Regions from separate parts of the Mus musculus genome. Here regions 1 and 3 are each linked to region 2. A link is a loop called in an ENCODE intact Hi-C map of the cell type or tissue named here. Cell type or tissue: left cerebral cortex. All regions are shown on one strand.

Region 1 (8,000 bases), 140 kb after region 2:
TAACCCAAAGCCAAGCATTCTCCTCTCTAGCCCTTTTTGATTTTTTTTAACTTTAAAACATAACTTCTTTAGCTAAAGAGCTTACTCACACAGTAGCTGGTCTAACAAGACTCCATATTAAGGAAAGACTCAAACACTTTGAACATCTAGTGAGTAATTGTGAATATATATAAGGTAAAGAAGAAACCGCCTGTACAGATTTAGGTGACTTCTGAGATATGCCTGATGTTAGCCAGGCCTAAGCTGCACTGGTCCCCACACTCAGGTGGGATTCAGACATCAAGATCATGTCACAAACTTCTCCCTTGTTAGTGACCGCATCACCTTTCACCTCTAAGAGGACTCCCTCACGAAAGAAGAGTCATGAGGTTTTTAATTTAATTGAATTTGGTTCATAATTCCAAAAATGTTTTCTTCATATCATTAATGATCTGATGTACTACTTTTAAATTGTTGGAAATTTGGAGAATATGCATCAGTATTCACTATGTATATTGTATTATATAACATTTTAATATTCAGAGTTTACTGAGACATATTTCAGTGGTGATGTTATAAAACTCTGTGGGTTATTTTCAATGTTAAAACATCTTTGTTCTCGTTACTTGTTCGTGCAACCATTCCATGATACTCTCTGCTTGTTAATGACAGTGCCTGCCTACCTATAACTTCTCAGTAGGTAGAATACACTTTTTTTTTTTTTTTTTTTTTTTTACCATATAGACACTTAGAGTTAACACTTTGAAGGCCTCCAAAGAGCTTCTAATACAATTTCATGGTTTTTCAATCTTGGCCTCCACTGGGATCCAGAATTGAAAATGGGCAGAGACCTCATTTCTTTGGGGTGTCACTACCCCATGCTTCTTGCTACTAGGATCATCTTGCTTGCTTGCTAGCTACATGGCTTCCTCTCTCTCTTCTTCTGAAATTGCTTATATAATACACCACTGAATAATATTTCACAAATTCACCTTCATATACACACACCCAGTGTTGAGTTCCTTAATTTTCATATCCCCTTGGGTTAAATCAGAGTTGAGTCCTTGAGTTGCTAATTGACAAAAGACTCCGAGTCTATACTTCAGCCAGATATTAGCTTTCTAAGGCCATTGAAACAAAGGACAATAATTTGGTAACTCTGTTATCTCCCAATTCCCAAGTCTAGAACACTAAAATTAAGGAGTTAAGAGGGCTAGGTTGCCTCTGAGACTGTTTTAGGGAAAATTCCTTCTTTGCTTCTACTAAGGCTCTAGTGACTTCTAGCAATTCTTGGCGTCCCATGACTGTGGTGACAAGATCATAGTCTCTGCCTCTGTGATCACACAAGTCTTCATAACTGTCTCCACATCAACCTCAAAGTCTTTCTTGCCCTCATTCCCCCTTGATAATAGTCATTGCATTTAGGTGCCCTACTCAGTTAACTTTGTATCTATAAGGATGCTACTTCTAACCAAGGCCACCTTCATGGATACTGAGTGCTATGAATGCTGATTTCAGCATACTTTCTGGGAAGACACAACTCATCCAACCATAGTGACTATTAGACATGGAGTCTCACCAAGCAGACAACAGCTTCAAAATATCTCCTGCAAGTTCAAAGCTTCTCAGTCTCAACATTCACTTTCCTCCACGCCCAGACAGCGAATCCACTCTGTAGGAGCTAGGGAAAAACGTGGGCATCTGTTCCAAGTTATTTGTAAGCAGAACTAGAATACAGGAGAGGAGTAGACTAATAGTCCCTCAGTATCACCCAGGCACTTTGGTTCTCAGACAATACTTGAACTCCTAAAGAACATACAAACATCTCCCTAAGACATTTTCCTAGGTGCTATGAATCTCCTTGTAATTGGTCCCTTTGTTTTTAATTATTTCTGTCATACTTCAATGCCATTCCTATTCACACACTCTATCTGAGATAATCCTCTAACAGGATGGAGTTTCCTACATCCTAACATGTTCTTTGATTGCCTTGACTTTGGAGAGCAAGGAAATGCCCTGGAATTTTTTGCTGTCATGAAAACAATTTAGAAGGTCGTTGATCTCCACTGAATTTTTCCATCTTTGCTGATGGTTTATTTTGTATAGGAAAAAATTTACTTCCTCCATTGTAAGTCATTGTTTTTACATGTGCATGCTTTTAAAGGAAGATCACCCATGGGGCACAGGTATAAGATTGTGGGATTTGTTTGCCATTATTATAACCAATACTAGTCTGTGTGCTAGTTTTCCTGAAGCAAAAAATATGGATGGGTGGTTGAGTGGGTGGATGGGCAGATGCAGAGACAGACAGGTAAATAGATGATAAATTGATGGTAGACACAGAAAGAGAGAAAGAGAGAGGGGAGAGAGAGAGAGAGAGAGAGAGAGAGAGAGAGAGAGAGAGAGAGAGAGAGAGAGAGATGGGTAGATGGATAGATAGATGGGCTTACAGATATTGGTAGGTGACAGACTGACAGTACTTCCTAGTCTTTGATTATTGTAACAGTTTTTAGTATAATGACAAAGAGCATCTCACTGAAAAATGAATACCAAGAGGCTTAATTAGGCATGACACTGAAAATGTATTTTATAAATATTTTGCTAAGTCGATAGGATAGGAAGTGATTAGTGAGGTGGTTGTTTTGCCTTATGCTGCTTTTAGAGCCCATTGACATTCCTCATCGGCATTAACCATCTGACATGTTTTCCACTTGGAGGAATAGTCTGTTCTGAGTTCCAATTCTTCCTCTATTTCCAGTGTGCAGGCCGAGAGTCTCTACTGGAATTACCAGGATGACACTGTGCACTCAAGCAAACCCTGAACATCATTGAAAGGAGGATTTTTAAATTAACCATTTGAGTTTTCCAAACTCTAAGCCCTTCTCAGTGTGTGGTCACTTGGCCACAAGAAATCCCTACAAAACAGATAGGACCGTGAGTTGCCTTTGTCATAATAGAAGAATATTGACCAATTTAGTGGTCTCCATAGGAATGTTCAGTATAAATATATCCACTGATTGTCTTTACATTACCGTATCATTGTGTCAGGAAGAATAAGATTGGGTAGAATTTTGAGCTGGGACAGGAAGGAATCTCTTCCCAGATCCATGATAGTTAACATCCCGCCATCCCCTCCAAAGGCACAGCTCCAATGACCTAACTTCCTCTCGCTGGTCCCATCTCCATCCTTCCTGTTTACTCAGAGACAAGAAGGCTAGGACTTGCTGCCCAGCTGCACAAGCAGTGATGTGTGTAAGTAAAGCCCAGATCTATGCAATCCCATTATCTCTAAGGTAGGGTAAAGTTGAGCTTTTTCAATTTTCTAGTTCTGAGATACCCAGTGTATAGCAACTGCTGCAACCAGGATCCTATGCCAACGGCTGGAGCAGTCACACAAGGGTTCTCTGACATTTTAGACTCAGAGGGACTAGAATGACATTTTAGTCACTTTCTGAAGGTTGTCTTGTTAGTGACAGAAATAACTGAGTTACTGGTATTCTCTAACAACTTTCTGCATGCAAATGCTGCTCTTATTTTACAAAATAGCAAGTGCTACTGAAGCATATGACTTAATACGTTTTCTCTGACACCCTGATGGCATCGTTGTTAGTCAGATTGCCATCTTTATGACAAAATATCTGATCTAATCAACTTACAAGGATCTGTTTTAGTCTGTGGCCACTTGCCCTGTCAAATGCTCAGCTGCAGCTGAACATCAGGGTATTGAAACATGCAGTGGAGGAAGTCTGTTTACATCACAGAGACCTAGAAGCAGGGTAAAACAAGTGGGGGGAGCTTTGTGTCCCAGTGTCCTGTCTCAGGCCACCCCATCCCACCCCACCCCCGTGACCTCACTTCCTCCTACTTGGCTCATCTCTTCAACCTCTTCTTCCATTTCTCAGTAGTACCATAGGATGCTGACCAACTTTTTATCTGATATGCCCTTGGGAAACATGTAAAGGCCAAACCATGAAGTGTCCATTTGAGTGATATTTACAAACAGATAAAAGGAAGATGACTTATGACTTTTAAGTGACAGTGGTGGGTCCGCATCCTCACAGAGAAGTCTCCACTGCCAATTCAGGGCTCTATCTAGTGAATGACACCAAAAAAAAAAAGAGCTCTTCTTTAATATAAACTGAATGTGAAGGAAATAAGTACTTGAAAAATTGCAGCTCACCATCTGGGTGACAAATGTGTATTTGGGGATACTTTTTCTTTTGATAAAATTAATGTTGATGTTTTAAAAATTCAAATTATATTCTCAATATTAGCTTGTATATTAGACTTCCAACCCAATGTTTTTACTATTTCTCCGTAGCATGAAAGTATTCTTTGATAACAAAATTCCATTAGCTACAGAGGAAATTAAATATATAAATTGTAACACCCCTCAGGGTAAAATACTGAAAGCTAGATATTTTCTAATGTTAAACATTGAAATTCTTAACATTGAGTATGTTATATTTCTCTGAGTTCCCCCCAAAAAAGAAATTATGTAAGTCCTACTGTACATGAAAGCCCTGCGCCCGACCATCCCCACCACCACCACCAACATCACCACCACCACAGTAGATTGTGATCGGTCTAAAACTGAACAGAACCATCTGGAGTGTGAATGGCTCATCAGACTAAGGCAAGGCAAGTGAGAAAGTCCTAAAGCCCTCTCCCAGGAAACTGAAGATCTGCCCACTCCCTGTGCTCACAGACCAGAGACAAGAACTGGGCTCTGAGACCCTGGCTCCCAAAGCGGCAGAACTGTGACCATCATTTGTCAGGTTGGAGAGGGCTGGCCTAAACCAACTCAGGGCAGACGAGAGACACCCTTCTCTTTACTTATTGAGGAAATGGAATGTGGGGAAAAATCTCAGATGGAAATACCGTGATAGACCACACGAAGGAGTGCTGTGCGTGAGGAGAGCTTTTCTTAGGGAGAAATGAATAGAAAGTCAAAGAGAAGGCTACACCTACCCAACCCTGTATCACCACACTGGAGCTCAAACTTTGGGTCTGGCTCATGCTAAGTGAGCTCACTACCAGCAAACAAAGTCCTCAGACTTTTCCCCCACCTTTTTTTTTAGTTCAAGACAGGGCCTCCATAATTTGCCCAGGCTGGCCTTGAGCTCACTCTTCAGCCTGACCAGACTTTGAACTTGAAATTCTTCTGCCTTGGTATACCAAATAACTATGATTACAAACATATAACACTCGTCCCAGGTTCTCTTTCTTTGTCAACTCTATATACTTAAAGATTTATTTATTCTCTTACACTCTCGCCTCTCTCTTGCCTCATGCCACTTGATCCCCCTCTTTCCCCATCCCCTCCCCACCCCCTCCACATGGTCATGGCCGGCCTCCACTTCCCTACTCTCTCCTTCTCTCTGCCTTTCTCTGCCTCTACTACTCTCTTAACTCCCCTCCCCATGCCCTGAATAAACTCTGTTCTATACTATAAAATAACAAGATTGATTTATTTATTTTATGTATGTGAGTGTTCTATCTGCATGTATTCCTGCATGACGGAAGAGGACATCAGATCCCATCATAGATAGTTTTGAGCCACCATGTGGTTGCTGGGAATTGAACTCAAGACCCCCAGAAGAGCAGCCAATGCTTTTAACTTCTGAGTCATCTCTCCAACGTAACAGTTTTAAAGTATATGTTCCCTGAACAAAGTTTTATTTGCTCAATACTGGGAAGACACACTTTACCAGATAAGAAAATAGAAGAAAGGAAAATAAGAAAGTTTCTATAGCTCTCTCTCTCTCTCTCTCTCTCTCTCTCTCTCTCTCTCTCTCTCTCTCTCTCTCTCCACACACACTCATGTGTGCACGTGAAGGCCAGAGATTAAGCCAGAGTGCCATTCCCACAAATACTGTTCACCTCCTTTGAGACAGTATTTGTCGTTGGCCTGGAGCTCACCAGTTAGGTTAGACTGACTGACCAGTATATAAGGCACAGAGCTTTACCTGCCGTCTCCACCTCCCTGGCACTGGGATGATAGCATCTACCATCACTCCTGGTGTTCCTACTTGCTGGGGACCTCACCTCAGTTCTTCATGCTTTCACATCAGGTGCTTTTCAGACCAGGCTATTCCCAGCCCCTTATTTTAAGGGTATTTGTTTGGTTTGAGGCATGTTTTTGTTTGTTTGTCTTTTACTAGTTGGTTCTTCAGCTCAGAATGGTCTCAAACTTAATACAATCTTCTCCCATCCTTGAGTGTTAGGAGTCCAGCTTTCAGTCATGGTGTCTACCCACACTCTATTATCTGTGGTAAATGCTCTACACCTGTCATCTAACCCTCACAGCAACCAGAAGCAAGTTAAGTATTCTGTCTTATTGGTCTGATTTTACATCGGAGGTAGGAAACGTGGGAAGCCTGACTCTGTGTCTTGGGTGACGTCTTCCCCGAGAACGCACTGGTGAGGTCACTGGTCAATGCTGGCAAGGGACCTGGTCATCAGACCGACTTCATCCCAGGCCAGATAGACATACTGCTGGGATTTGTTTCTGGTCTTTCTTTTGCCAAAGCATCAAAGCAGTGTGACTTAATGAACTGCTTGATTGACTGTTTAAGACACCGGGGAGGTCTCGTAAGAGCCTGGGGAATGCCGTCATCTTAATTTACTTTTTTTCCTGAGCTTAGAGTCACCATGAGTGAGTTTAGGATTAGGGAAGGCTCTCTGGTTGGAATAACTTGTGTTATACTGTGCTTCAGTTTGTAAGGATTTGGTGAATAAAGGAGACATTTGGTCAACCAGATTTAGCCAGGGCGTGGCTCTTTGACCAAACACTAATCTTCCCAACCCTTGCGTGTCCGTGGTTGAGGCTGTAAGGAATGTTTCTCCGTGCACATACAGATCCGCTCAGATTTCTGGTGTCAAGCACAATGGTGTATGCTGACCTAGCAAAATATTCTCAAGACATTCCCATCCACAAACTCTTTGCCCGGGGAGGCAGGTTGTTTATTAGCTTGGTTTTCTTTTGACAAGCTAAGCTCCTATCTGAGTGAGAGGTAAAGACAAAGGTAGAAACCAAGGGAAACTGAGGCCAGTTTCCCTCAACAAATGTAGACCCCCAACCAGTGGGAATCACAGCCATCGTAAGCATCTATAAGACCTTGGATCTTTGTAACCGAAGACAGAACCTTGATGCCCCCCTCGTTCTACCTGCATAGATGAAAGACAGATTTTTTTTTTATTGAACAGCCCAGTAATCTCTTCAGAAGTTATTTCATCTGAATGTACTAAAGGCCAAATAATTATGTTATGCATGTAAATTGTAAGCATAAGGCCACAGCACAAAGACAAGTTAATCTCTAAGTCAATCATATTCCCTAGACTTAGTCATTAGGAAAAGTACCAAGTCTACCCTGAGCATATTCTCAGACAAACATTAGCCAGTAGTTCACAATGGTGATCAAGGTGTGTTTTCTTGGATTTAGTTACTTCTTCTGAACCAGCTATTCATCTTGCTTTACATTAAAATGTAGGATAAACATATTTTTTTATCATAAAATAAGCAAGCCAGGGGGCATTTTGGGAAACCATGTTTGTTGTATCGTCATGATTTAATTACCTCAGTGAGCAATTTGCTTCCTAATGAAGACAGTCTTGTTGAAAGAACTTGTTGGACTTAATCTCTTCAAACATTTCTTTATTCATCATGCACCCCAATGATCTGATAAAAGGTCTAGTTTGGGGATTTGACAACAAACCTGCTAAGATTCCATTAATTTAAAAATAAAAAAGCACTGACCTATCCAAGTAAACTTCGCTCACTATAAATGCCCTACACAGAAGTACCAAAAACACCAGCAGATTTGCTAAATTTTTCTAATGTTTACTTCTATGTATTTTTACCATATGAGGAGACATTACCAAAGTCTGTTGACCCTGCATTGATTTGGCTAGCCGTCATGGCTATATAAACAAGAGGACATCAGCATAAAAGGTGGTCTTTCCTTGATATTCTACCCATTTTTCAGAAAGGATGAGAACATATTTTGCTGAAGCTACTT
Region 2 (8,000 bases):
TGTGAAGTTAGCTTTTGATGTTGGTGTCCTTGATGAAAGGAAAACAACCTTTCCTGGCATTTCCTTTCCTCTCCTCTGATCTGTATTTCCAGCCCACAGAGGTCAGTGCACACGACCGCCCATTCCAGCTTTGAATGCAACTTCAAGACACAATCCACGCTCTGTGTGAGGGCTTTAATACAACCAACATCAATGTCTGCCAACCACAGCTACACTTGACACTGCTCACACTTCTAATGTAGTAAGCCTATTAATTCTCAAATCTGCTGAATGTGCACACGGCCACCAATTTGTCTAAATTTGGGAGACAGTATCTAATGAAGAACCACCAAATGCATAAAATAACCCCCATTTTGTACGAAAAAATTGGAATCTGTTTTCTCCTCCTAACATATTCCATTAAAACAACCACCATAGGATCCTATCACTTACCCATTTGTGCTACATGATATCACTGTGCCTACACAAAGATTTTAGAAAATCTCAATCTCTCTCTCTCTCTCTCTCTCTCTCTCTCCCTCTCTCTCTCTCTCTTAGGGCCAATGATCCATCTTCATAAAGGAACAGTTACATATTATAAAATATGTAGTATTTCATATATAGTAAAGTATGATAATACATTAATTCCCTTTAGCTGAGCCTTCCTGATGAGTTTTCTTGCTTAATTTTAATCCAAGTGGAGTTTTGTGATATGAGTTTGTGACCAAATGTTTTCAATAGTAGTATTTTTAAAAGAACAAGATGACTTTGGCCTAGAAGATTCAAAGATACACATTTAAAAGCTAGCTATATTTTTGTGAAAATAAAACAAAACCTTATAATTTGCCTACTAATTACGTTTCCAAAAAAAAAAAAAAAAAGCCAATGTTACATTGTATGCAACTGCTCTCTTAGTTACGGTTTTATTGCTGTGAAGAGACACCTTGACCAAAGTGGCTCTCACAAAAGGAGACATTTAGTTGGGATTGGCTTACAGTTTCCGAGGTGGCAGAGTCCAGGCAGACGTGGTGCTGGAGAATGAGCTGGGGCAGCAGGAGGAGACTGTGCTACGTTGGGTAGAACTTGAGCATAGGAGAACTCAAAGCCCTGTCTCCATGGTGACAAACTTTCAACAAGGCCACACCTCCTCCATTAAGGCCACATCTCCTAATAGTGCCACTCTCTGTGGGCCAAGCATTCAAATACATAAATCTAAGGGACCCAAACTTATCTACCCCACCACAATGGCTGTTACTCAGGTCCCCAGGGGGGGGCTTGCTGAATAGAGAGTTCTATATTCAGTGAGAGAACTTGTCTCAAAAATGATAGTGGACCTGTGATTCATAACAGCAGTGGTTACCTGCACAAACCCTGCACAGATGGGGTCCATAGACATCCCGTCAGGGATGGAGAAGGGACCATAAAGCCCCACCCTTGCTACAGGAGCCGTAGAACATTTAGCTTTGCAGTGGAGGCAGAGTCATATTCTTCAGTGGTATAGCCACTGGTACATTGCTCCCATTCCAACAGCCTTGCCCACCTACGCTCATTCAGACAAACCTAATCAAATGCATGAAACACACACACACACACACACACACACACATACACGCACACACACACACACACACTCACACACACATACACTCACACATACACGCACACACACACACACACACACTCACACACACATACACTCACACACACATACACGCACACACACACACACACACACATACACGCACACACACACACACACACTCACACACACATACACTCACACATACACGCACACACACACACACACACACACACACACACACACACACCACAGATATTTTGCTATTAGGAAAGATTGTTGAGGTGGCTTTCATTCTATGCTGTCTTATCTGTGCCAGTCATGGTCCTCGTATGGTCTGGGAATGTGAACGTTAAGATCTGATCACAAAGCAGGCAAGTGACAAGGACCTAGGACGAGAGTATTGGGGCTCCCAGCTTGAACAAAGGATGTTATCCTGACCCCAAGATCAGTGCAACTTGGAATATAGATGTCATGCCATGGCCACTGATTTACTCTTCCCACTGAAAGTCTGAAATCGCTGCACGGGCTGAGACTGTGTGCAGCTGTGCCTGACCATGTGTTCTCTTGGGATACTTCAATGGAGCAGAGTTCATATGGAAGGGAATTGCTCAGACACAAGCAATGAGTTCAGAAGACACTGTGCATCCAAGACAACTTCTGAACTTGGACCTTGGTTAGTTGCCTTTGCCGCATTGGACCTGTCACTCACAAGAGCTAGTTTTAAGACAGAGGAATTTGGTCTATAGATAACCCTATTGCCTTATCAGGCTCCTGTCAGCTAGCTCTTGTTGACATCCGCAATAGTGTCTGAGAGGCTCTGCCAGTGCCTGACAAATACAGAGGTGGATGCTCACAGTCATCCATTGGATGAACCACAGGGTCCCCAATGAAGGAGCTAGAGAAAGGGGTTTGTAGCCCCATAAGAGGAACATCAATATGAACTAACCAGTACCCCCCAGAGCTCCCTTGGACTAAACCACCAACCAAAGAAAACACATGATGGGACTCATGGTTCTAGCTGCATATGTAGCAGAGAATGGCCTAGTCGGTCATCAATGGGAGAAGAGGCCCTCTAGGTCCTGTGAAGGTTCTATGCCCCACTATAGGGGAATGCCAGGGCCAGGAAGCAGGAGTGGGTGGGTTGGGGAGCAGGGGGAGGGGGAGAGGGGATAGGAGATTTTCGGAGGGGAAACTAGGAAAGGGAATAACATTTGAAATATAAGTAAAGAAACTATGTAAAAAATCTACAAGTATGGAAAAAATAATAATGGGGGGAAAAAGATAACCTATCGCCCACATTCGCTCTTCTTTTCTGGATCTTCGATTTTTGAGAGCCCACAACTAAGTCACATTCTATCAAGTCTACAATGAAGATATCACTTTACAGCAAGGAAAGCAGATGTTGTTAGTCAGAGGTGTTCTCTAGACCCTACCACTCACTAAGGAGCTATTAGCAGTTTATAGCTAATGGCAGACGGAGAACCATTCTTCTTTGAGGGTGTGATCATTAGCGGGTATCCCATGGTTCAGTGGATGGTCCCACATCCATGAAAGTATGAACAGCACTAATTAGACATAGTGAGTTATTAAAAAAAAAAAAGAGTAGTAGTTGGGAGGGGTGTGATGAGAGGATATGGAGAGAGCTGAAGGGAGTTATGGGAATTAGGAGGCGTATATAGATCTCGGGTCTCTTCCTAGCTCACCAAATGATCACTGTCCTCTTGTCTCTTCTTCAGGCAGATGCTAGACTGGCAGGAGGTAGTCTCCAGGCCCCCTTCATTCCCTGGCAGTTGGTGATTTTCGAGTCCTGGTGATGCATGCTGTGGCAGCAGGGTGCCATTTCTGGGATGACTGTGTGTTTTGTTCCCTTAATGGGGACCTCAGCAGCAGTCCTGTTTGGCATCAGCTGGACTGTGTCAGCACAATGAGACTGATTGGCTGAGCATCAAAAGCAGACCCTAGAGAGAGATTGATTCTGACAGGGAAATAATTAAAGGGGGAAATTGGTGCCTTGCATGGTAAGACATCTGCACACTTGCGATGCTCTTGGTCAAGTCTCCAGCACAATATGTGCTTTAATGAGTATAGACAGAAATGCCCAAGGTTAAAGCCATTCATGAAATTAAAATAATAATAATAATAATAATTAAAAAAGAACAGACATATACAGATTATGCATAGACAAGAAAACCATCTTTTAATTTTTAAAAGACTAATTCATCATAAATTTTACATTTGGAGCCAAGTGCTTTGTTGGAAAATTAGTTAGGCTTCAATTTAAATGTTATGCAAATACACGAGCAGCCTGAAGCAGTTGGCAAGGATTGCTCCCACTTCTCCAACACCTCGTGCCAACATTTTCTTCTGCATTGGTCCTTTTGCTCCGATCTGTCTTGTATTTTCTACTTTAATATGTCCCCGTGCTTTTTTAGCCGTTTAAAAATAGGAACACTTCCATGATTCAGCCAAGCCCTGACTTGACATCTATGAAGATGGTACCAAGTGGTACCAAGTGGATCCAATCTCTTAGTATCAGTGAGAACACTGAAGACTCCTGAACATCAGCCCTGTTGGTGGATCTGTGCCATCATCAACCTCAGCCTCTAGCACTTCATCCTCCATGTGGAAGTGGTTGCTGCCTCTGGTGTTTTCCAACCTGTCCATCCAGATTCAAGCAAGCTGTTCTTGGCATCAGCCTCTATCATCTGAGGACAGGGCAGCCCTAGGAAGCCACATCCTAGGTCCAGCTGTTTTCCTCTGCATCCCCTTTCCTCATGATGCACAGAAACCTCGGTTCCTTCTAATCTGTGAATCCTGATCCTTTTGTTCCTGTCCCTCCACATCCAACATCCTTTGAAAACCCAAGATGGTCATGTTGTCACTTCTTGGCAGCTCCACGCTTAATATTGGTCACAAGGCCAGGAACTGATATGTGTTATTAGCTCAAAATATCAACTTGTCAAGATATCTGGGCCAGAAAGAATGTGTTAGGAATTTCCCTCATTCTTGCTTTTGGATGCTGTAATTGTCCTTTCACATCCTCGCTCTTTCTCCTTTTAGATCGTGGGGAACTATAAACTATATAAAAATTAACCATGGTAACCATACTTCCACTGGTATGAGACATTCACACTAGTGACTCAGCACCATCTGTCTCCAGCGCCCTTTATGTTCCCAAACTCACATTCTAGTTCCACTAAATATTGCATGTCTTTGCTCCTACCTTCCAACTCTTCTGTCTCTAGCATTTGACTACTCCGAGTACCGGGTATACCTGGAATGATGCAATATTTGTTCTTGTGTGACTGGCTTAAGTTGCTCAAGATTCAACCATGTCAGTAGCACATGTCACAACGGATTCCCCTTTGGAAGGCTGAATATCCACCCATGAATATGCATAGTTATGAATATTTATAGTATTAGTGCATTTACATATTTATGTATATGCATATTGCCACCAGAATAGCTGACTCATCTCTCAGTGGACACTGGGTTGCTTCCATTTTTCATCAGTGATAAATGACATTGCTATTAATATCAGTATACAATCAAAATCTTTCTTAATTACATGAAGGCTTTAGTTAAAAAGAAATGTTACAGAGCTGTTCGAATAGACATTTGCGATCATGGCTCAGCTTTGCCTGTTAAGGATGGATGGCACAGTCCTACTTGACAGATAAAGTCAAGGTTTCCTGTGGCTCTCCATTTCCTTTCAATCCTGATTCTTCTGTAGTCACAATTCATTTCTTTTAGCAACCGAATGTTCCAGTGTATGCTGCTTCATTAGGGTTGCTGATCCAAAAATAAGAATAAAATGTTTTATGCATTTTTTTGCAAGAGGCAGATAACATAAAGTTGGGTGAGGTAGACAAACAGACAGATGATAGATAGATAGATAGATAGATAGATAGATAGATAGATAGATGACCTAATGTTAGCTGGGTAGAGAGGTGGGAACAATCTGCAAGGAGGTGGGGGAGAGGAAAATATGAACAAATATATTGTATGGCAAAATTTAAATAAAAAGGGGTAGAGCCCATACAGTAAAATATGTAAACTATGGAGTAGGTGAAAGCGAATGAAGCAAAGAAAGAAACGTCATCTACAATTATATAAAAATATAACATAGAAGTGTTTCCTCGTGGAATTTTTTTTTTTTTTGGCAAATTCATTAAATCCCCAATTCTTGCTTATTGATTCAGTCACGCTACCAAGTACAGACTCTAGATTCTGGTGTTTTAGACCTGGAAGCCCTCTTGGTGACAGCTTGTCTTAACTCCTTCATGTGTAATAAAAAGGTCTGGGCGGTTATCAAGATTTGTTTTTATTCTGTTCATCTATTCAGCATTCAACTACCTGTATCAAGCTGTGCTTAGCAGGCTGTCTTTGTTCCTGGTCTTACAGTGGTCCCCCCCTCCCACCCCTACCCCTGTTCAGCAAAGGGGAAAAAAGCAAAAGCATTGAAATGCAACAGGCCAGTAAGAGAAATACTGAGTTATAAAGAAAAAGAGGACACTCATATTCAGGGCATGCAAGCAGGCTTTGAGGGAAGATGTGTGCATACCGTGGCTGATAAGTACCTATGTGAGAGGTATTGAGGGTCGGGGGTGGGGTGGGGTGGGGTGGAGGGAGTTACGGATTACATCTGTTAGAGGAAAATGAAAGATTTCCTGCCAGAGTATTTCCTGTGGCAAGCCTCCAAGGAAGTGCATGTCCTCCATAGCAGAAATGAGAAAACTCGGGGCGAGGGGTGGGCGTGGGAGGGAAGCATGTTCTCGGGAAGTAAAGGGGTGCTTGACAAAGACGTATGTGGAGGAAGGCTTACGTGGCTTCCTGAAGCCACAGAGTCGGTCCTGGTTACACCATAGGATCCTCAGTTACAGCACCTGAACCTTAACGTATCCTGTCATGCTCAGTTATTCTGAGAAGCAAAGGAAACAGTCTGTAGATGTGAAGTTCCCGGGCGCTGGACCACAGTGACGCTCCATAAGCATTAACAGTGTTAGCAACCTTTGTATTGCAAAGAAGTTTTCCATGCAGGTTGAGGTAAACTGAAAAGAATTCTGCAGAAAGTGTATAGCATTAGGAGGTTGTACCTAAACAGAACACACACACACACACACACACACACACACACACACACACACACGCACGTGCGCACAGTGTAGCTTGATTGGAATGGCAGAAAGCAGGAGATTGAGTACATTTACTTGTGCGCTTGTTACTGTTGCATAGCCATGACTCAAACACCCGAGAGACCAACCCAATGGAAGACTGGTTTTGACCCATGACTTCTGCAGGTTCAGTCGAGTGTCCTCAGCCCCATCAGTTCTGCGCCTGCGCCCAGGTCCATCATCTTGGCAGGGCGGAGCTGGAAGAGGAGGAGCTTAACCTCATGATGGACAGGAAGCAGTGAACCTAAAGGGAACTACAGGACAGAACTGGGATAACTTTTAAAGCACACCTGCTGAGGAACCTATTAGTCAAAACACGAGTTTGAGAGGGACAGTCTCGGGAGATAACTGACATCTGGACTGGTGACATGTGAGCCAAGAAAGCCGTATAAAATCTGACAAAATGGGGGATGGGAGAGACTATGGTGGGAGGAGGAAGAAAAGGCAAAGATGAACGTCGAGAACCCTGGTTAGAGCCTGGGACACACTGAAAGGTAAAGCATGGGTCGAGGTGACAACGGTTTCTAAGTCTAAGAGACCAGTGAGAGCCAGGATATTAGGCCCACAGTGGGTCACATGGTACAGATGGTCAGACAAGGTGATGCGTAGGGAAACAGCGTGTGCACTTTGTGGTGGTGAGGTCACTTCCTGGCGAATTTGGATGAGTAGATGGTATAGGCAGACACCATCGTAGAAATGCTCTACTGGCACTGAGATTGGTCGTGAGTTGGGAGAGGGATTCATAGAATGAGAAGGGGTTCGCTGGATGTTATTCTTTTTTCTTAACATCATTGGACCTCATTATGTTTTTAAGTGCAGAAGAAGGTGACGATCGATGAGCTACAGATATTTGCTGTGAGAAATTAGCCAGAGGAGATTAGAGTTAAGAGCTAAGTCAGGAAGCGTAACCTTGGAAGGAAATGGACAAATCCTTCACCTCAGAGTACAGGAAAACAGCCCAGATGCTGTGAAGACACAGGCTGGAGAAGGGAAAAGTCACAGGCTACAGTTTAACCTCAGTATCAGCTTCAGGACAAGCGGCAGACATCCTAGTTTCATTCCAAAGCTTCAACCAACATTGTGACCAAAACCAGCTTAGTGGGGAGGGGTTATTTCAGCTTACAGTCCATCTTCAACAGAGGTCAAAGCAGGAACTTAAGGCAGGCCTGCTTGCTAATCTATACAACACTTCCTCCAACCTTGAAACTACTCAGCAAATCTGGTACAGCAGAAACCATGGAGGGTGCTACTTGCTAATGGAATCA
Region 3 (8,000 bases), 160 kb after region 2:
AGGAAGAGAGTGTAGTATGACCTGGGACCACATCAGAGACAGTAATTACATCTGCACCTTCTGTTAACTGACCATCTGGTCAGAAGTATGTCTAAGTCAGTCTATGGCAGTTTAAATCAGTGATTCTCAATATGTGGGTTGCAACTCCCATAGGGATCCTGTACCAGATATCCTGCGTATCAGATATTTACATTACAATTCATGTATATGAGTACACTGTAGCTGTCCTCAGACACACCAGAAGAGGACATTGGATCCCATTACAGCTGGTTGTGAGCCACCATGTGGTTGCTGGGAATTGAACTCAGGACCTCAGGAAGAGCAGTCAGCAGTACTCTTAACCACTGAGCCATCTCTCCAGCCCCTACATTACAATTCATAACAGTAGCAAAATTACAGGTATAAAATAGCAGTGAACATAAAATTCTACAACATGAGGAAGTGAGTTGCAGGATATTTGAACAAGCTGTGAACCCCAAGATTGTGTTATTTACCTGAAGAACCCGTTTCTAGTTGTGGTTGGCTCAGCCCTAGTACACACCTTTAATCCAAGAGCTTTCTGTTTACTGTAAACAGGAGGATTAAATAAAGTCAACCATAGGCCAAGAGTCGGAGCCAGCAACCAGTTGACAGGAAGTGAACATAGGAAAAGAAGACAGAGAGCAAGAGGGAGTGGGGAGGATAGGTAAAGAGACACACAGGAAGTAGAAAGGAGGGACCTGGAGGTTAGGGATTTCTGAGCATGGTGGAGAACTTCCTTTGGGGATATCAGCTGAGGAGGAAGGTCAGCTGGGTGCTTTCTCTGCCTCACCCCAGCATCTGCCTCCCAAGCTTCTCTTGATAAAATCAAATGTTTGAGATTTTGTTAAAAATGAACGAACTATATCAAAGGGTCACAGCATTAGGAAAGTCAGAAAAACCACTGCTTTAAAGGAAAATGAAATTCGGTATAAAACTGGGGACGGTTTCCTTATAATGAGGCATAAATATAAATTTAATAAGAGTGCTCGAGTTTTCTAGCCTCCACCTGTGCTCATACATTTCTTGTGGCTAAAAGCTCAGTTACTTTTCGACATTAAAAGCCACAGAGGCGTTAGCGAGAGAAAGCTTTGTTGCCCACCATGTGAATAAAGATGCCGGTAGTATAGGGCTAGTGTACCAGCCTTGTGTGACTTTTCCTAGGTGATGTAAACACCTAGTCACTCCATACAAAAAGGGCAAGGATAGACCAAAAAAAAAAAGGGTCCTAGTGAAGTCTTTCTGGGTTGCTGGTGAGGTTACTGGGGGTAATTTCAGGAACGTGGGTGACTTTTAAGGAACTGAAGCACCAAAAGTCTCATCCTAGACAAAATTGATCTCTTATATAATCTCAGAGAAGAGGGGAACCCCAGGAAGACTTTTGGTGATTCGTGAAGTCTTCGGAGCCTACTAAGCCACTCTACCTCTGTGGTGGAAGAGGCCTAATCTCATGGGCCTTTCACTCAGGTCACCACAGTGGCTCCGTTTCCGGGAAGGGGGTGGTTATGTCTGACCCAGAGCAAGCAGGCAGCTGGACAGTTGGCAGGCCCTCCTTCATGGTTTTAGCTCTGCCTTTTTTTAAAAAAAAAAAAAACAAAAACAAAAACAAAACAACAACAACAAAAATCCCTCCCTTTCTCTTTTGGTCCTTTTGGGTCCCACTTAAGACCCAAACAAAGTCTACATTTGACATTCTACCCAGACGAAAAGGACAAAAAAATAGGCAAGCAGGACCTTTCCTTTAAAGAGTGTAGTCTCTTGAAAAAGGCCCGCATGACGTCCTCTCAGGCCCACTGGCTAAAATGTGGTCAACAGAACCTGAGAACTGTAACCGGAGCCTGGTAAAGTCGTGAGTCTAGCTAAGATCCCTATAAATAAGAGGTAAGAAGGGAAGGTTTAGGAATCTGAGGATGTTACCTCCCCTGCTGCATAACCTAACTATAATTGATAAGAGACTTTATGTGCAGTACTACTGGGGCTTTGTTTCCAAACGTCAATTAGGAACGTCATTGGGCCGTTTCAACAATTGAAGGAAGATGTCTCACCTTGTCAAGCGCTACTCATTTACAGCTAAACCTAACACCTTCTGCTAAGCTAGTCATAGCCAAATTCAGCTTGTCACCAAGATATCAAGACAAACATTCTTGGAGCATGGGGCTCTAGCCCTCTGCCTTGGTTTGGTTTATTTACGACAAAAAAAAGTAGGTTGAGGGATGGAGTTGCAGAAATTGATCCGTATAACTGTTACTCTAGATGTCATGAAACTGATAACCAAATGCTGCAGAGAAAGGGGAAAATTGTTCAAATCGGCTTAGTATAGAATGCCCTAGCCTGGTGACATTGAATAATTCATTGTAGTGTACACTACACGCTGATTTGAGACTCTCGGTAAAACAGGCAAGACTGCTATTCCATTCTTCCTGGCTTATTCTTGACTTAATTCAGAACTGCAGCTCCTACCTGCTGCTTCCATGGACTAGATAACACTCCAGCCTGCCCACTGGTTTGTGATGTTAACATTACTGCATATTACCTAATGCATTACTCCATTGTCTTGATCCGACAGACAATAGGCAAGGTGAGTTTCTGAAAACCAGATTCTTCTTAAGTGTCTCCGGGCAAGCTTGCTGCTTCATAGAATCTAGCAGTCCATCTGCAGAGAGTTGGGCTCATTGGCAGGGCCAAGTCTGTCATCCAGAGGCCTTCGGTTTGTAGCAGGTTTACACATTGTCAGTCAGTTTTGAGCCAAACTGAGAGGGGATGAGAGCTCACGACGGGCCTTATGATATTATAAAAAAAGGGAGTGTGTCGGAACTCTTGCACATGTTTGACTTTCATTGTGCAAATGAAGAAGAAAAGTGCACACAGGACAGGTAGAGAGTGACCTGAAGGCACCCACCTAATTAAGTACCACACTCTGGACGTCAAGCTCATGGAAAAAAACACTTTCTGGTCTTGACTCTCAGAATAGCATAGTAATCCTAGATGCAGTAAACAGAGCCTTGAACACACACTCAAAACTGCCCAAATTTAGTGACATTGTATGTGTGTGTGTGTGTGTATGTGTATATATATACATATATACCTATATATATAACATGTTATATATACATATATATGACAAATTTATAATTATTAAATAAAGTAGTAATCAGCAATGAAAAAGAACTAATGATGTAGCAAACAGTTCTCAGTTTTCCCTTGGATTTCTCAAACTTTTCCTATATTGGTTAATATAATGCTAATTATATTAATACATGAAGCCATCATTTGAAATTATGTATGATCAATCCTCATACTTGGTTACTATGGCATTGCGTTCAGGGAAAACAGCAGCTTCTGTCTTTTTTTTTTTTAATTGGCCTACTCTTTTTTTATTATTATTATTAGATATTTTCTTTATATACATTTCAAATTTCAAATGTTATCCCAAAAGTTCACTATACCCCTCCCCTCTGCCCTGCTTCCCTACCTACCCACTCCCACTTCTTGGCCCTGGCATTCCCCTGTACTGGGGCATATAAAGTTTGCAAGACCAAGGGGCCTCTCTTCCCAGTGATGGCCGACTAGGCCATCTTATGATACATATGCAGCTAGAGACACGAGCTCTGGGGGTATTATTTGGTTTTATGCCAGGGATCTTTCTGTTGAGTACATCATCTCATCCTATCTTCCCTCTGATCCTCACCTGCTTATGACTGTGGAAACCGATGAAGAACAACATATAGTGGCTCTCTCTATGTCTGCCAGCTAGGAAGCAACTGCCACCTCATTCACTGTACTGTCCTGACTACGAGCAAAGCCAGATGACGTCTCTCGTAAGTGTACACACAGCAAGCAGTAGACTGAGCTCTGGTCTTTTCCCTTTCATGTTTCCTCTCTATTCCTAGTTTAACTCACTTGACCTGCTTGTATTTCTTAGTTTGTGTCACATCCTCTCCATTGACCTAAAGCTACACATATCTATAAGCACTTATTTTCTGTGGTGAGGTACCCATCTTCTCATACCTATGTGTAATGCTGTTATGTTAAGAAATTAGTAAACAACTGGATAATTTCATAAAACTAATAATATATGTTGAATGCAGGACCACAATTGGAGAACAAAACAGCCTTGCTCTGACACCAGACACATTCTTGGCTCTCTGCATCTCCTCCTTTTGTTCAAAACAGTCTGTGTCTTAATATCTTACTGGAAGTAAGTGGGTTTTTTTTCCTTTTGGCATGTTGACAATGGAGCAGTTATGCCCTATAATCAAAGGAAAACATGAACTGGCCATCGCCTAGCAACTCACTAAAGATTACTCCCAGGGAATAATTTATGGGTCTGAGGGTAAGAGCATGCAACGTGTAAGTTCAAAGCCAACAGACCCCACACTTGCTCATTAGGGTCTTTTAATCGCCTACAGGCACATGAGCATGGTTTTTGAATGATACCACTGAGCCCAAAAGCACACACACACACACACAAAATGTCACACATGGGAAATTTCACGTGAAAGAAAGTCAAGAGCTGCACCCTGTTTGGTTTTTTTTTTTTTCTGTTGTTGAAAATCTAATTACAATTAGAAGTCGCTAGTAATAATTTTGCCATTCTGCTGCTGTCTTTGCTAAAGCCTCTTCCACCTTCTTCATGTAAAGAGACATCTGTCACACAAGGGTGGTCTGCGTCACTGCAACCTGGCCTTTCCTGACGTGTTCCCCCAGTGGGCATCGTCTCTGCCCGTGAAGTCTGCTGTACTGAGATCAGTCAATCAAACGAGCTCCCACTCACTCCCAGGAAGCCGCAGCACTCAGAGCCTTAATGAGCCAAAAGAAGGTGCGATCAACACAGACTTCATTCGGCCATCTGTGAGGCAAAGAAACAAATATGGCTTGAGAATACTTCCTTCTGTCTCTCCAATCCATGACTTAATCCAACTCCGTTTAAAATCGTTTATGCAGAAAAACCCTGACTGGGGAATTCATTTGAATGATGACCAAGGCGAAGGAGGATTCCATATTTGAAATAATTTATCCAGGATTCACACCCTTGAAGGCTAGGGGATGTTCACTTCTTGCTAGCAGAGGAGGTTCCATGTTGGCAACTGTGGGTCAGCCCCACTTCTAAGAGCTCTGTGCATTTTGATCCATGAATTATTCCCACAACCCTAAGAGGTGGGCTGCACTGCCAGCCCTATTTCTAGGTGAGGAAACTCTCTCTGACTCAGACAAAGCAAGCGAGGGACTTTTTACAATTACCCATCTGCATATGGCAGAAAGGGCTTTGACAAAGCTGACTGGGCTCCCGGTTCAATGCTACTGCTTATAACCTGGATCAATGGGGGGCAGCATGGTCCCCTACTCCAGTTACTGTTTGGAAACCAAAGGTTGCTGGGATGCTGCCGGTCCTTAAAACAACTCCAGTCTGGCTCATGAGCATTTGCTCTGAAATTCTCTTCCTGTGCCCGCTGTCTCTCCACAACACAGAACATGCACCCATTTCTATTTATTTCTCAAGCAGCAAGACTTCTTCTGGTGAGGGTCTTGCTATGCACTTCTCATTGGAAGCTAAAGAAATGCCTTCATTGAAATGTATGCTGTGACACGCTCCACTGAAATTCATGGAGCAATTAATGTATATTATTACTTACCCACTGGGCACTGAGTATTTTTTTTATTCTTCACTGACACTGTCTTTAAGGTGTTTATACTTAAGGGAAATGTGAATGAAACCATCATTCCGCATGCTCCTAAAGGATTTAAGCTCAGGCTATGTTTTCAGTCAATTATATTTCAAATGATGAGATAATTTTTTTTATGTACTACATAAAATAGTCTTAAAGTTTGTTTTCTAAGGTATTTCTTTTTTTCCCTCACTTATTGGATATTTTCTTTATTTACACTTCAAATGTATGTGCTCGCTTCGGCAGCACATATACACTTCAAATGTTATCCCCTCTCCAGGTCTCCCCTCTGGAAATCCCCTATTCCATCCCCTCTCCCCCTGCTTCTATGAGGATCCTCCCCCACCCACCCACCCACTCTTGCCTCCCCACCCTGGCATTCCCCTATACTGGGGCATCAAACCCCAACAGGACCAAGGGCCCCTCCTCCCACTGATGTCTGACAGGGCCATCCTCTGCCACATATGCATCAGGAGCCGTGGGTCCCTCCATGTGTACTCTTTGGCTGGTGGTCCATTTCCCAGGAGCTCTAGGGGATCTGGCCAGTTGACACTGTTGCTCCCCCACAGGGTTGCAAACCCCCTCACCTTCTTCAGTCCCTTCTCCAACTACTCCATTGGGGACCCCGTGCTTGTCCAATGGTTGGCTGCAAGCATCCACTTCTGTATTTGTCAGGATCTGGCAGAGCCTCTCGTGAGCAAGCACTTCCTGGCACCCGCAATAGCGTCCAGGTTTGGTCACTGTATATGGGATGGATCCCCAGGTGGGGCAGTCTCTGGATGGCCTTTCCTTCAGTCTCTGCTCTACACTTTGTCTCTATTTTTCCTCTTGGGAGTATTTTGTTCCCCTCTCAAGGTATTTCTAAAGTGTAATGGAGTACCTTGTTATTCTGATAAGTTAGAGTCTATAGAAGCAGTCAATTTTATTAGTGTTTATCCTGATTTTAAACTGTCAATAACATTTTTCTTTGTCCTCAATTCCTGTAGGCTATAGTTGATGTATTTCTTTAAGATAAAACAATTTTATTATTTTAAGATGTTTCATTTTTGAGATATTTATATATGTATATGATAACACATAATTATATCTACCCCTCATTTTCCCTTTTGAGTGCCCCAATACCCTTACAACTTCATGTCTTTTTTAAAAAATATATAACCTACTAAATCAAGACTAAGTCAAGTTGGTACTACTCATGTATGGGTGTGGAGCCATTCCCTGGAGTATGTAAAGTCTACCATTTGCCATATACACCATAGAGAATGTTTCTCCAGCGCTTTAGAGACGCCTCTTTGGCTAAAAGTCCTTATTCTTGCAGAGGACCCAGGTTCAATTCCCAGCATCCAGATGGTAGATCACAGCCATCTATAACTGCAGTTCCAGGGGATCTGCTTTCCTCATCTGACCTCTGATAATACCAGACTAGCACATGATACAATACATACAAGTAGGCAAAATAATCGCATAAAAATAAACCAATAGGCGATTCCCCCACAGTTACTGACAATAGCTCCTCGATAGAGGGTAAGGCTTGAATAGCTTGATTCTGTGCAGGTCTTGCACAAACAACTATAGCTTCTGTGAGTCTATGACTGTAATATGTAAAGATTGTACATCACAGAACTCCTCACTGTTCTCTGGTTCTTACAATCTTCCTGTTATCTATGATATTCCCTAAGGCTTGGTGGTAACAGAATTAATATAGATATTATTGTTTAGGGCTGAACACTCAGTCTCCTATCTGTAGCTCTTTGATTTGCTACATATCTTTCCAGTGACTGCTGCTCAAGAAAAAAATAAATTCCCAGACCAAGGTTAAAAGCAGCCTAGGTCTATACATACAAACATGAATATCTGGGAAGCAATTTGACAGCATGACCATTTAGCAAATTATCAATAGCCCAAGGGCCTATGACTTTAGCCAAGGGGTATCAATAAGGATAACCATACCAGGAATTAAATTTCCTCCTATTGAACATGCCTCTAATCCAATCAGACACCATTACCCATAATGGTGATGCCGCCTTTGCCCCTTGCTTGGCAGGGCCTTATTGTAAGCCCTTCCCCAATTTGTTATGCTTTCCTTAGAATTCAGGAGTAGTTTGTGGAGGGAAACGCTGCAGATTGCAGGAGACAAATTTAATGCTGAGATAAAGTTTCCTCAAGATCTTCCTTTTCTGTTTGAATAATCCTACCTTATAGTATTGTAAGAGAATAAATACTAATGATGTTAGTCTTAACATCAACTCTCTCAGTTTAGGCAAATTATAGAACCAACTATTTCTAAAACTAACTATGATTAAGTAAATTCTTTTA

Evidence for each region. Peaks named below come from ENCODE experiments on the same cell type or tissue, not always from the same donor. Only the 100,000 strongest peaks of a DNase experiment are listed, where the experiment ranks them.
Region 1: it touches region 2 in a loop (12-fold over the local background); 2 of 42 quality-filtered maps call a loop at or near these places.
Region 3: a loop joins it to region 2, with 12 times the contacts of the local background. A loop is called at or near these places in 2 of 42 quality-filtered maps.

Annotation. Positions count from the first base shown.
Region 1 is chr8:45,695,702-45,703,701 of GRCm38, forward strand. The region is part of intron 2 of Sorbs2 (sorbin and SH3 domain containing 2); the gene reads left to right. Among named protein-coding and RNA genes, the nearest start is that of Gm30635, 21 kb to the left of the region's middle. In left cerebral cortex, no CTCF peak of the experiment used is centred here; DNase peaks (open chromatin) are centred at 3,476 and 4,601; H3K27ac peaks cover 1,993 bases.
Region 2 is chr8:45,554,698-45,562,697 of GRCm38, forward strand. The region is part of intron 1 of Sorbs2 (sorbin and SH3 domain containing 2); the gene reads left to right. Among named protein-coding and RNA genes, the nearest start is that of Gm16351, 46 kb to the right of the region's middle. In left cerebral cortex, no CTCF peak of the experiment used is centred here; DNase peaks (open chromatin) are centred at 3,414, 3,989 and 4,712; H3K27ac peaks cover 2,149 bases.
Region 3 is chr8:45,710,703-45,718,702 of GRCm38, forward strand. The region is part of intron 2 of Sorbs2 (sorbin and SH3 domain containing 2); the gene reads left to right. Among named protein-coding and RNA genes, the nearest start is that of Gm30635, 36 kb to the left of the region's middle. In left cerebral cortex, no CTCF peak of the experiment used is centred here; DNase peaks (open chromatin) are centred at 3,797 and 4,937; H3K27ac peaks cover 379 bases.